Regions from separate parts of the Homo sapiens genome. Here region 1 is linked to region 2. A link is an interaction called in ENCODE POLR2A ChIA-PET data of the cell type or tissue named here. Cell type or tissue: PC-3. All regions are shown on one strand. Links, peaks and the distances in the headings refer to the core of each region. The heading gives the core; the rest is flanking DNA.

Region 1 (2,927 bases), core at 168-2,667, 56 kb after region 2:
TAAATACATCCTTCGTATAGAGGGAGGAAAAAGAGACAGTGTCAGCTTTCCAAGGCTTGTCAAAAAAGGATTCTCATGTACTGTGGATCTAAAAACAAACAACAACTCAAAAAAAAAAAAAAAAAAAAAAAGAAAGAAAAAAGAAAAAGAAAACCAATGCAGGTGAAGGTGTTACCAGGAAGTTAAGCATGCCAAAAGGTGTTCCGTGCGAATGAAAACCTAAAGCCAAGGTACCACATAATCACATTACCAACTAGTTGGGTAATACTATATGAGCCTTATCTTAAATGAAATGCTACTGCACAATAGAGCATCAATAAGTTAAAAATTAGAGTGCACAAATCCAAATCAGTGTCAATTCCTGTATAAAGCAAAATATTCACTATCAGCTGTAAAGTTTGCCCAGTCAAACTGTATGATTAAAATCACTGGATTGGACAATGTGCGTATTTTTTTTTAAAACAATCAATCTCTAAAATTCCTTTTTAATGTAATGAGGCGAAAGTTTTCTTAGTAAGATTAAACAGATATCTAAGTAGATAAACAAGGGAAAATAATAGTTGGTGAATGTCTGTAAAGCTCTTCCCATATTTCACTTTTAAAAATGTTTAGGGAAAAAAATTAGAAGTATTTGCCATTATTCTAGTGAAAACAAACAAAAACAAAACAAGCTCAAAATAATTAAACAACCAAGCAACACTAAAACCACATTACACAGATGGATCATCATGCTTTCATCTGGTTTAACTATCACATCTAGTTTAACTGGGATGCTTTTCAACTTTAAAAATTGTGATACATGAAGATGTAACTTTAATGGATAATTTTGAATTTGGATTTAACTTTGTTGACTATAACAGAGTATACTTATTACAATACAGTGTAGCACATCTTTCTATTAGAAAAAAATTTAAGATCCTTTACCCGTCTCCTTAAGTTAAAGGTGTGACATCATAAAGGGTGTCAAATGGCTGGATGGTTTTACAGTGCACACTTATATATTATGAAGTATGTCCTTAACAAATCTGATGGTTTCTTTACAGAATTCCTTTCTTCACCTTTTCTTCGGCGGATTAGCTGTTCGAGGTGGAGTGACAGGACGTCCAGAATTCAGTCCACCATACTGGTATTTAGCTTTCTTTTCAGATGGTTTCAATATCTTAAAGTAAATTATTAACAAATAATGTTATTTTTTCATGTACAGAAGTTAAGAAAATTGTTACAATTGTGATTTTCAATAAATGGCATAAACTGCAAAAATGCAATAAAAATGTAGAATAGCAAAGTTCCATAAACATTTCTTAAAGTGTGCAAATGTCTGAACTTTGTCATTCCACTCATATTTTAATAACAAAAGTACACTAACTCTATCAACTATCCAATCCTTAGATTTAAGTAAAAAACTTTTTGAACTTAGTGTATCTCTGTTGTGAGGAAAAGAACACTGGTTTAAGAGTCAGAAGATCTATGTTGTCATCATAATTCTGATACAGTAACTTAGGAGGGTAACTAACCTACAAGTCACAAACCCTTCAGACCTTATTTATTTATGTATAAATAGATCTTTTTACTTAAAAAACAGCTTTATTGATATAAATCTAATTTTAGAACATTTGTCACCCCAAAAAGAAAGCTTGTTCCCATCAGCAGTCACTCCCCATTCCTGCTCTCCACATCCTCTAACTCTAACCAACTACTAATCTACTATGTGTCTCTATAGAATTGCCTATTCTGAACATTTCATATAACTGGCATCATATAATATGTGGTCTTTTGTGACTGGCTTCTTTCACTCAGGTTTTCAAAACCAGTTTTGAAGTATCAGTCCTTCATTCCTTTTTATTGCTGAGTTGTACATTGTACAGTCCATTGTATGGATGTACCACAGTTTATCTATTCAGTAGCTGATGGACATCTGAATTGTGTGACTTTTTCGGCTATAAGGAATAATGCACATTTATGTAACAGTTTTTGTGTGAACATGTTTTCATATATCTTGGGTATATACCTAGAGGTAAAACTGCTGCATCATATGAGAACTCTATTCCCACCATTAATGTATGAAGATTCTAATGCCTCCAAATCCTTGCCAAAACTTGATACAGTCTGGCTTTTTTACTACACTCATTCTGGTGGATGTAAATAGAGCTTTAACCTACATTATACATAAAAAAGTCATGATTTTCCAAAACTAAAACAGTATAGAAATATGTACAAAGTATTTTTTAAAAACTATTTAGAACATAATAGTGCCTTAGTGAAGAGAATATATTAATCCAACACCACTATGACAACTGCTGGAAGGATAAGGTATGGTTACTATATTTAATTTGTAAATGAGCAATCAACCATTTACCATTCAATTGTACTAATTGATGGAAACAGTATATTATGATAAAGAGAAAGAGGAATGGGAAAGCCCCAATGCATTTTAAGAGAAATACAGTGTGTGTACATCAAAGACATAGAATAGCCTTTGCAAAAGCAAAGTACTGAAGCTGTTTTACTCAGTGAACAAGAATGATTTGTAGGAGCACACTAAAGCTAAAACTGGCCTCTTTTAAAAATGTAAATGTTGAAACCAAAAGTTGGTTCTTCAAAAGAATAAACAAGATAGACTGCTAGCTAGATTAAGAAAAGATCCAAATAAGCACAATCTGAAATGAGAAAGGTGACATTACAACCAACCCCACAGACATACAAAATACCTAGAGATTATAAACACCTGTGCACACAAACTAGGAAACCTAGAATAAATGAATACATTCACAAAAACACACATGCGCTCCCAAGAAATGAATTCATAGAAACACACATGACCTCCTAAGAAATGAATAAATTCATAGAAACACACACAAACTCCGAAGACTGAACCAGGAGGAAATTAAAATCCTGAACAGAACAATAACAAGTTCCAAAACTGAATC
Region 2 (2,927 bases), core at 216-2,715:
ACACCATGGCTGTAGAACTTGGTATGAGGAGATGAGTCTGTAAATGCAGTCATGAGGGGCTAGATAATAAAGAAAGTTGTGTATATATCAAGCTGGATAGTATGGACATTATCTTGTAAGTAGGAGAGTAGACTGTCTAGATTTCTGTTTTAGAATAGTTCTGGAGAAAGAATGGAGGCTGGGAGTCTATGCAGAAAGGTATTATAATATTTCAACAAGATATGGTGAGGTGTTGACCTAAGTCAATGTCTGTGGGATTAATTTCAGAAACACTGGAGGTAGATTTGTGAGACTTTAATTCAAACAGAAGCACCAAAACCCCAGAGTCTCAAAAGAGAATTCAAGGTAAAGAAAATGATGGCTTCTTGATTAGGCTTTGAAAAAAGAAAATGATGACTCTTAAGTTTCTGGTTTGAGTAACTGGATAAATGCTGTTAACTGAGAATTGAGCATTCAAGATTTGCAGTTTTCTGGGTTATCTGACTTTGGTCCTTGTCAATAATATAGTAAAACTACAGTCTGAGAACCCATTTATGTCATCATGTTGACCCTTGATTGTCATTGAAATCTTGACTTGGATATTTATTTATTTATTTATTTATTTGAGATGGAGTCTCACTCTGTTGCCCAGGCTGGAGTGCAATGGCGTGATCTCGGCTCACTGCAATCTCTGCGTCCCTGGTTCAAGCATTTCTCCTGTCTCAGCCTCCTTTGTAGCTGGGACTACAGGCACCCGCCACCATGCCCAGCTAATTTTTTTGTATCTTTAGTAGAGACAGGGTTTCACCATGTTGGCCAGGTTGGCCTCGAACTCCTCACCTAAGGTGATCCACCCGCCTCGGCCTCCCAAACTGCTTGGATTACAGGTGTGAGCCACCATGCCTGGCCTTGACTTGGATGTTTAATAGGCATCTTAAATACATGTCCAAACCTGAATTCTTATTTCCCCCAAGCTTGCTCCTCCCATAATCTTCATCATTTTCCTCATTAGTAAATGACACCTCCATTCTTTCGGTGGCTTAGGCTAAAAACTTTGGATTCAGTTTTCTTTTTCTCACATCCTACAGCCAATTCTAATTCTAATTGGCTCTGTCTTCAAAATATATACCACTTCTTACCACACCCACTGCTCTTTGCTATTACAAGCCACTGTCATCCTTCCTTGCATTCTCAGTGTTTTCTGCATGTAGATTTTAAAGTGAGTCAGAGTATACTTAATGACAGTGAATTGTATACTTAAAATGGCAATGTTTATTTTACCACACACAAAAATAGTTTTTTAAAAAAGTTCAAATCATGTCAATCTTTAAAATTCTTCAGTGGCTTCTCAATTGAGTAAAGCTAAAGCCTGCATGATTCTATGTAATCTGTGTCCACCACCTTCGATGTCATCTCTTACCACTTGCCCCCTTTTATCTCCACTGCAGTGACAGTGGCCTCAACAGACTCCCCAAGTAGCCTACTACCTGAGTGTTTGTATTAAATATTTGCTGTTCCCTCCACCAGGAGCTCACTTCTCCCCTACATTTTCATGGGTTAAACTTAATTTTATTTTCTTCAGGTCTCTTCACTGACCAGTCTATGTATAAAATGACACCTCCTTTCCCTGACCTGTCCCTTTCTTTCCCTCTTTCTCTGCTTATTTTGTTTGTTTTGAGATAGGGTCTTATCCTGTCACCCAGGCTGGAGTGCAGTGACACAATCACAGCTCACTGCAGCCTTGATTTCTCAAGCCCAGGTGATCCTCCCTCCTCAGCCTCCCAAGTGGCTGGAACCACAGGAGCATGCCACCACGCCTGGCAGTTTTTTTTTTTTTTTTTTTTTTTTTTTTTTTTTGAGACGGAGTCTCGCTCTGTCGCCCAGGCTGGAATGCAGTGGCCTGATCTCTGCTCACTGCAACTCCGCCTCCTGGGTTCAAGCTATTCTCCTGCCTCAGCCTCCTAAGTAGCTGGGATTACAGGTGTGCACCACTGTACCTGGCTAATTTTTGTATTTTTAGTAGAAACGGGGTTTCGCCGTGTTGGCCAGGCTGGTCTTGAACTCGTGACCTCAGGTGATCCGCTCACCTCGGCCTCGCAAAGTGCTGGGATTACAGGCATGAGCCACTGCACCCTGCCATTTTTTTTATTTTTATAAATGCGGGGTCTCACTGTGTTGCCCATGCTGGTCTGGAACTCCTGGCTCAAGCAATCCTCCTCCCTTGGCTTCCCAAAGTGCTGGCATTACAGGCATGAGTTACCACGCCTATTCTGCTTTATAACTGTTTTTCTTCATGTCACTCACCACCCTCTGTCCTATTTATTTATATGTTTTCTTATTTTTGTTTAATGTCTACCCCTTCATTAGATCCCGTGAAACAGACTATAAGCTCCAACTATATCCTTACCACTTAGAAAAATGTTTGCCATGTAGACAGTGCTTAATAAATATTTGGTGAATAAATTAATAAGATGTCCCTTGACTGATTAGTACTGTTTTTAAAAGACACAAACAATCTAATATTTTATCATTTAGTAAATAGATATGCCAGCATATCTCTAAGCTTTCTGGAGTTAATACAACAGTAAATGTTACTTTATTTTCTATTTTGACCAGATTTATTTTTTGTTTTTAATTAATTTTTTATTTGAAAAATTTTCACTTATCTTTGTACTTACTGGCATCTTCTGTGACTATAGCCATGTATACTGCAATTGAAACAAGAATAAAGAGGAAATAAGGGATATGATTTTTTTTTTTGAGACAGAATCTCACTCTGTCACCCAGGCTTGAGTGCAGTGGTTTAATCTTGGCTTACTGCAACCTCTGCCTCCCGGGTTCAAGTAATTGTCCTGCCTCAGCCTTCCCAGTAGCTGGGACTATAGGTGTGCACCACCACACCTGGCTAATTTTTGTATTTTCAGTAGAGACAGGGTTTTGCCATGTTG

What was found. Peaks named below come from ENCODE experiments on the same cell type or tissue, not always from the same donor. Only the 100,000 strongest peaks of a DNase experiment are listed, where the experiment ranks them.
Region 1: POLR2A ChIA-PET joins it to region 2 with 5 read pairs; 4 of 35 experiments call an interaction of 5 or more read pairs at or near these places.

What each region holds. Positions count from the first base shown.
Region 1 is chr2:28,797,431-28,800,357 of GRCh38, reverse strand. It overlaps PPP1CB (protein phosphatase 1 catalytic subunit beta), which reads right to left. Exons shown (of 8, transcript NM_002709.3): 8 at 1-1,159. The coding sequence ends at 1,055. Among named protein-coding and RNA genes, the nearest start is that of SPDYA, 12 kb to the left of the region's middle. In PC-3, for the core only: no CTCF peak of the experiment used is centred there; no DNase peak of the experiment used is centred there.
Region 2 is chr2:28,853,648-28,856,574 of GRCh38, reverse strand. All of the region lies in intron 3 of TRMT61B (tRNA methyltransferase 61B), which reads left to right. Among named protein-coding and RNA genes, the nearest start is that of TRMT61B, 15 kb to the left of the region's middle. In PC-3, for the core only: no CTCF peak of the experiment used is centred there; no DNase peak of the experiment used is centred there; H3K27ac peaks cover 870 bases.